2 separate regions of the Homo sapiens genome follow, and region 2 is linked to region 1. A link is an interaction called in ENCODE POLR2A ChIA-PET data of the cell type or tissue named here. Cell type or tissue: PC-9. All regions are shown on one strand. Region 1 overlaps SCP2 (sterol carrier protein 2). Region 2 overlaps SCP2 (sterol carrier protein 2).

Region 1 (4,000 bases):
ATTTAACGATTTCCAGTCAAATCCTCTGGAAATCCTCTGAGCATAAGGGAAGTCCATTAGCACATTAATAGAAAGGTCTGCTATTTTTATCTTTAATTCCTTTGGGTGTTAACAGGTGCTGAAGGAAAATAAGCTGACACCTTGCCCCCAAAATGGGCAGTACAAAGATAAATTGAGAGAATGAAGGCAGCTGATGTGTGAAGTCTGAACAGCCTGCCAAAGCTGTGCATGGCATGTGCAGTGGGTGGGAAGGAGGATGACAGCCAGCTCCTATACTGGTGGCCTCTGTTCTGTCCAGATTTCTGGAGCAGGCTCAGTGGAAATGTCAGTGCCAATGGTGTGTATTCAGCTGAAACATCACAGATGCAAATTTCTCACTTGTCATGGCATCAACTAAAATGTGCTTGGTTACGTAGAAAAAGCATTTTAAAAAAGCAAGTGGGAGTGAGATTTAGTTGTTTTATCCAATCTTGGAAATTACCAGAGAACCACAGGAATAAAACCTAAAACAAACCAGACTGAGACAACAGAAAAAATTAAGTTACATTGGAAAGAAACGTCTTAGTTTCTTTTTTATTAATGGAAAGCTCAGTATATATCAAGTTGACAGAAAGCTCACTATATCAAGTCCATTCAACACTGCAGCTGAAGAGCCTAAGAGGACCCTTGACAATTTGGGGACTAGGAAAATCTATACAAGGCATAAACACACTTTAGACAAATGCAATTTAGTCCAACAGTTGTTTACAGAATACCTAAAAACATCAGATACTGTGCTAAATTCTGGAAACATAAAGACAAATAAGATGTGCTTTGATGCTTTGAGACACTCACAGCCTAACAGGGAAGAGAGAGAGGCATATTATGACTAACATAACACAACAGGCACTAAGCTGGCAGTCCAGTACGTGGCTCAGGAGAGGGACTGGTTACAGCTCCCCAGCAACTTGGAAAGAGGTCCTTGGAGATAATATCTGAGCTAATTTTGAAAGACAAGTCATTTGTCAGGTAAGGACAGGTCAGGCAAAAAGAAGAGCATGGGCAAATAAATGGAATGTAAAAGGTCAGGCCTTTGTTCATGCCACCCCTCCCTCCTCCTGGAACACTCCTACTTTCCGCCTGGGTACTAAGCTCAAGAGCTGCTTCCTCTGTGGTGCTCTCCCTGATGGCCCAGAGAGATATGGCTGCTCCTGCCTTCATCCTCCCCTGACCACAAGCCAGGTGTGGCACCTTGGATCTCTGGCTGCACTGACTCTTTTACACATCTGTGGATGCCCTGAGCGTGGGAACTTTCTTACTCTTCTGGGCACTTCCAGCACACAAGACAGTGTGTGGCACACAGCTTGCTCCACAGACGTCTGTCAACTGTTTGGGGAACACTGAGTTTTGTGAGTCTGACCACTTTGCACTTTAGAGTCTGAGTCAGGAGATGGAGTAGAAAGGGCTGAAAGACCTACCTACTAGCAGGATATAAGCTCCATCATACTTACCGACTGAGGATTCATTTTACCAGTCATTAAAGCCAGGAAGTCTGAGTCAGCCATTGTGATTGTGCAGTCAGCCTTCTTATCTAAAACAGATACACAGGAGAAGGAAGGAGAATAGGAGGTGTTCAGTTTCACATATACATTTTTGTCAAGAGCCACTGACTGCAACAGAATTATAACCAGCACTGAGGCAGTGTGGGGAAATGGGCACTCACATATACTTCTATGGCAGCCTGGTAAAATGTGACATAAACCACAAGCAATCCTGATATTTAACAAGACGGAATTGATTAAATAAATTATGGTATATTCAAATAGTGAGGTATGATACAAGCCACAATAAGAAATGATATGGATCTGGATTTACTGACATGAAAAAATGTTCATGTTACATTATTCATGATATTATTATATAAGCCAGTTACAAAAGAAACTGTATGATGCCATTTTTGCTTAAAACAGAATTCAACTATATAAACATAGAAAAACATCTGTAAACTTAAGACACCAATATATTACTAATAGTAACTGTGACAGACTCTAAGGTGACCCTCCTGGTGTACATCCCCTTCCTTCCAGTGTGAGTAGAACCTGTGACTTGCTTCTAGCTAACAGAATATGGCAAAGATAATGAGATGTCACTCTTGTCATTTTGTTACATTAAATGATTCTACCTTGCTAGCAGACTCATTCTTGCTCTCCTGCTGGCTCTGAATGAGCTCACTGCTATGTTGTGGACTTCCTATGGAGAGGGCCACGTGGCAGGGAACTGGCCGTTAGGAGCTGAGGGCCAGCTCTGGCCTATAGCCAGTAAAAGAGGGAAGCTATCATTCCCAAGGCCACAGGGAAATGAATTCTGCCAGCAACCTGAATGAACTTGGACATGGATCCTTCCCCATTGAAGCCTCCAGATGAGAGCCCAGCCCTGGCCAAAAGCTTAACTGTAGCCTTGTGTGACTCTATGCAGAGGACCCAGCTAAGCTGTCCTCAGCCTACTTATCCATGGAAACTGTGGGCTAATAAATGTGGGCATTGTTTTAAGCTACTAAATTTGTGGCAATTTGTTATGCAGTAATAGAAAATGAATACGGTTCTCTAGATCAAGGGTTAACAAACTTTCTGTAACAGATCAGACACTAAATATTTTAGGCTTTGCAGGTCAGTAGGTCTCTATCACAACTACCCAATTCTGCCCCTGTAGTGCAAAAGCAGTCATAGATAATATATAAACAAATGTTGGCTATGTTCCAATAAAATTATTTTAAACAGGTGGCAGACAGAGGGAGGAGAAGATATTTGCAACTCATATATCTCTGACAAACAACTCATATACAGACTATATGAAGAACTCCTTTCTAAGGTACAGTGGATTACAGGAAAAGATAAAAAAAAGAACTCCTACTGCTCAACTAGAAAAGGTTAGACGATCCAATATAAAAATGAGCAAATGACACATGTAGGCATTATATAAAAGAAGATCTCCAAATGGCCAAGAAACACATGAAACAGTGCTTCACTTCATTAATCATCAGAAAATTCACATTAAAATCATGATGAGTGCCACATACCTACTAGAACAAATGGCTGAAATTTAAAAAAAAAAAAAAAAAGACAATACCCAGTGTTAGTGAGGATGGGAAACAAATGAAAGGTCAACATAATACCAGAAAGACTGTAAAATGATGCAGCCACTTTCAGAAAACAGTCTGGAAGTTTCACATAAAGCTAAACATACACATACTATATGAACTAGCAATCCTATTCCTAGGTATTTACCGAAGAAAAATGAAAACTTACGTCCACACAAAAACCTGTATGTGAATGCTTATAGTGGCTTTAAGATTCATACTTGCCAAAAGCTGGAAAAAACCCAAATGTGCATCAACTGGTGAAGGGGTAACCATTCAGCAGCAAAAAAGAATAAAATACTTCATGATCCATGCAACAGCATGAATAAATTTCAGTGAAAGAAGGAGGCTCAAAAAGCTACATACTGTATCATTTCATGTGTATGACTTCCTAAGGAAAGCAAAACTACAGGGAGAGAAATCAAACTAGTGGCTAAAAGGGCCTGAGGGGGCTGACTATAGAGGGACATGAGGACACTTTCTGGGGTAATGGAAACTGTCTGTATCTTGATTTCTGGTGATAGTTACACAACTGTATGCATTTGTCTAAATTCACAGAATTATACATCTAAAAAGGGTTGATTTTATTGTTTATTGTTAATTGTACATCAATTAACCTGATTTTTAAAAAAACCTGGCAAGTACCAAGTACTGTCAAAAATGTGGAGGAACTAAAACTCTCATGTAATATGGAAGGAAATGTAAAATAGTACATCCATACCCAAAACCTGCACTTTATCACCTAGCCCTGGGTGCGTGTCCAGTAGAAGTAAGTACGATGGAAATGTCCACTAAAAGACATCTATAAGAATATTCATAACAACTTTATTCATCAGGCTCCCAGATTGAAACAATGCAAAGATACATCAAATGCACAAGGAATAA
Region 2 (4,000 bases), 60 kb after region 1:
ACTTAGGAATAAGTGTATGGAAACAATAACACAAAAGATAGGAGAAGGTAAATAGATAGGCAGCTGTAAAAATCTTACGTTATATACAAAATGGCATAACACTATTTGAAGGTAGACTGTGATATATTAAAAATGCATGTTGTGGCCGTGTGTGGCCCATGCCGGTAATCCCAGCACTCTGGGAGGCTGAGGCAGGTGGATCACTTGAGGTCAGGAGTTCAAGACCAGCCTGGCCAACATGGTGAAACTCCATCTCTACTAAAAAAAAAAATACAAAAATTAGCTGGGCATGGTGGCACAAGCCTGTAGTCCCAGCTACTCAGGAGGCTAAGGCAGGAGAATGGCTTGAACCCGGGAGGCAGGGGCTGCAATGAGCCGAAATTGTGCCACTTCTTTCCAGCCTGGGCAACAGAGCGAGACTCCATCTCAAAAAAAAAAAAAAAGAAAAGAAAGAAAGAAAAAAGGAATTGCATGGTGAGGTTTGGGCTTAATTTTTTATTTAAAAAAACAGAAACCACATTGTACAAGTTTGTCATTTTATAATTAAGGAATTAAAAGTTAAAGTGATTGACTGATAAAAATAGTTTCACACGGCCAGCCAGTCAACAGCAGAGCCATAGTAAAATTCTTACTTTATAAATTCTAGTCCAGTTGTCTCAAGAGAAAATAATTTCCATGCAATGTCAACCATGTATACAACTACATATAAATAACATGCTCATTTCAAATGATTCTTATTTAGCAGGTCTAGTAAGATCTCTATTTGGAAACATCCTGAATTTAGTTTTAATTAATTCAAATTCTCATCAATTAATGAAGATTATTTAAGTGTGCTCTACTTAATGGAACATCAAAAATATTGAAGCTAAACAATCATTTAAAGCACCAGCTACCAAGTTCAGAGAATATAATCTTTCATTCAAATGAAAGACTAACTCATTCACACTTAAGGAAAAAATGATTTTAAAATGTATGAAATCTGTATGTAGCATTACCTGTAGCGCCTAGTGGGTGTCCCTTTGAAATCAGTCCACCACTAGGATTTATGACCCACTTTCCTCCATATGTATTATCTCCTCTATCAACCAGCGTTGCACCTTGTCCTATAGAAGAAAAAATAGTATTCACAAATATTAATAGTAACAATAGAACAAATGATATGCTTTTATAAGATTTCCATATAGCCAAGAATTTCTTGGAGCAAATATTTCTTAACAGTTCAAACTAACAATAATTTGACATAAGCACTTTTAAAAGTAATAAATACTTACATTTTCAGAACATTTCCTGTATGAAACAAAAGCTCCTATTAGTTCCTTAGAGCTCTCTGACTTCCAAAATTGCTCTAAATATGGTAGAGATTCAGAGAACTAGGAGAATAGAACTGAAATGGATATAATGCTATAACTAAAATAACTGTCAGCTTTAAAAATGCATAATTTTGCCAAAATGTGTTCTTTTCTATTTTCATCTGTACTGCTATATACTATATAAGTATTTTTAATAAATATGGAAAAACAGGAGAAAAAAGGCACTTTCATAAAATGAAGAGAAATGTCTGAAAACACTGTTGAGCCACAAAAGTAAGGTTAAAGAAAAAATTACTTCACATGCTTGGTGGCTTCAATGTTCCTGTCAATTTCCTGGTCATTTGGTCATTCTTCCAGATGCTTAAGAAGTAAATAAAAATGGATGTATTGTATAAAATTGTCTTCCACATCTATTTACGATAAAGTAATAAGATGTGGACGCTCCAAATAATGATAGTAATGATGGTGGCAATGCTGTCAAAGGTAGCTAATAGCTTTGAGCACTCACTCTGGGTCAGCTCTTGTTCTAATTATTTTCTGTATATATAGTCAGCATCCATGGGTTCCACATCATGGATTCAACCATCCACAAATCAAAAATATTCAGAAGAGGCAGGGCACCATGGCTGATGCCTGTAATCCCAGAACTTTGGGAGGCCGAGGCAGGTAGATCACCTGAGGTCAGGAGTTCGAGACCAGCCTGGCCAACATGGTGAAACCCCATCTCTACTAAAAATACAAAAATTAGCCAGGCATGGTGGTGCACCCCTGGGCGACAAGAGCAAAACTCTGTCTCAAAAAAAAAAAAAAAAAAATATATATATATATATATATACAGAAGAAAAAAATTACAAAAAGCAAAACTTCAATTTGTATGTGCTGAGTACTACATTGAATCCATGTGAATGAAGTGATATGTAGTTATTATACGTAATCTAGAGATTATTTAAAATATACAGGAGGGTGTGCATAGGTTATATGCAAAAATTATGCCATTTTATATAAGCAGCTTCCATGGATTTTGGTATCTGTGGGAGGTCTTAGAAAAAAAACCCCACAGATACTGAGTGATGACTATTTATAAAATTTAATATTCAATCCTATGAAGTAGGTGCTATCATTCTCATTTCCTAGATGAGAAAACAGACAGAGATATTAAGAAATCAACCAAGGCAACAGCAAGAGATCTAGGATTAATACTCAGGGAGCCTGGCTCCACAGCCTGTGTTCTCAGCTAATATATTATATTGCCTTCAAAAACAAAAGTTCCTCTGTTGGTAAAATGAAATACACTAATCACAGGATTTTAGATGACTGACACTTCTAATTTGGCTTTAAATCTAGGTTATAGATAAAACCATTGGCTAAGGCATTCTCTCTTTTATTTTTTGGTATGTTTCTACCTTGGAAATTGCTCTGAGGCTCTAGTCATAAGAGATAAATCTATCTACTATTGCTACTTACAAACTGCTAAATATTGTTTCTGTAGCAAGTAATAGCAAACTAAACACAAGCTAACCCCTAAAAGTGAATAATTCACTACACTTTTCCTATAATATATACAATCTTGTAAAGTATTAAAAGATTCCAAAGGGAAGTTATCTTGAACTCATCAACTAAAAATATTCAGAGATTAAAGTACTGTAAATGAACGCTCTCCCCTAGCATAGATAGGAAAACAAATGCATACGCTTTTGGAAAACAATTATTATACCTGTTCTGTACCAAAAACTAAACTAGGAACTTATGGATACAATAGTGAACCAAACGAAAATCCCTACTATCATGGAGTTTAAGTTATGTGGGGAGAGGGGTGAGGAAAAGACAGACAATATATAAAATAAGTAAAGAAATATGTAAAGTGGTGATAAATGCCAAGGGAAAAAAGAAAGCAGGGAAAGGGTATAGGACACATTGAGACAAGGAAGATGGAGGTGAGTGGTTTATATTTCAAACAAAGTGATCGGAGAAGGCTTCCACTGAGAAGGACATTAGTCAAAGACCTGAAGGGAGTGAGAGAGCAAATCATGTATGTTTGGAACAAAGGCCCTGAAACAGGAGCGAGCTTCCAGTGCTTGAAGAAGGAAGCCAATGTGGCTGCAGCAGAGTAGAAGATTCAGAGAAAAGCAGAGGAAGTCAGAGATGGGAGTGGGGAGTAAGGAGGACAGATCATATTTGGCTTGTTCGTCTGAGTGAGTTGAGAAACTACTGGGTTTTGAATGAATTAATGAACTGATTTGCTGCACATTCTAGCTTCAGTCTGGAGAGACAAGGCAGAAGCACGGGACCAGCCATAAGACTCCAACAATAATATAAATGAGAAACGATGCTGTTCTGCACTAGGCTGGCAGTGACAAAAGTGGTGAGATGTGGTCATATTCTGGATTTATTTTGAAGGTAGAGTCCATAGCCAACAGGACTTAGAGATAGATTTAATGATGATTGTGAGAGAGAGAAAAGAATTCAAGCCTGATGGTTTCCAGTTTAAGCAACAGGAGGATGGGGAAGACTGAGGGAGGAGAAAGTTTGAAAAATATCCATAGCTCAATTTTGGACTTAGGTTTGAGATGCTTATGAGACATCCAAAGAAACCCCTAAAAAGTAGGCAGCTGGATTCTTGAGTCTAGAGGTTGGAGAAGCAGTTCAAGCAAGGAGTATAAGTTTGAAAGTAATCATTTTGGCCAGGCCTG

What was found. Peaks named below come from ENCODE experiments on the same cell type or tissue, not always from the same donor. Only the 100,000 strongest peaks of a DNase experiment are listed, where the experiment ranks them.
Region 2: POLR2A ChIA-PET joins it to region 1 with 6 read pairs; 2 of 35 experiments call an interaction of 5 or more read pairs at or near these places.

The regions. Positions count from the first base shown.
Region 1 is chr1:53,045,428-53,049,427 of GRCh38, reverse strand. It overlaps SCP2 (sterol carrier protein 2), which reads right to left. Exons shown (of 16, transcript NM_002979.5): 15 at 1,491-1,570. Among named protein-coding and RNA genes, the nearest start is that of PODN, 15 kb to the left of the region's middle. In PC-9, no CTCF peak of the experiment used is centred here; a DNase peak (open chromatin) is centred at 1,537; H3K27ac peaks cover 3,293 bases.
Region 2 is chr1:52,985,132-52,989,131 of GRCh38, reverse strand. It overlaps SCP2 (sterol carrier protein 2), which reads right to left. Exons shown (of 16, transcript NM_002979.5): 11 at 996-1,103. Among named protein-coding and RNA genes, the nearest start is that of SCP2, 60 kb to the right of the region's middle. In PC-9, no CTCF peak of the experiment used is centred here; no DNase peak of the experiment used is centred here.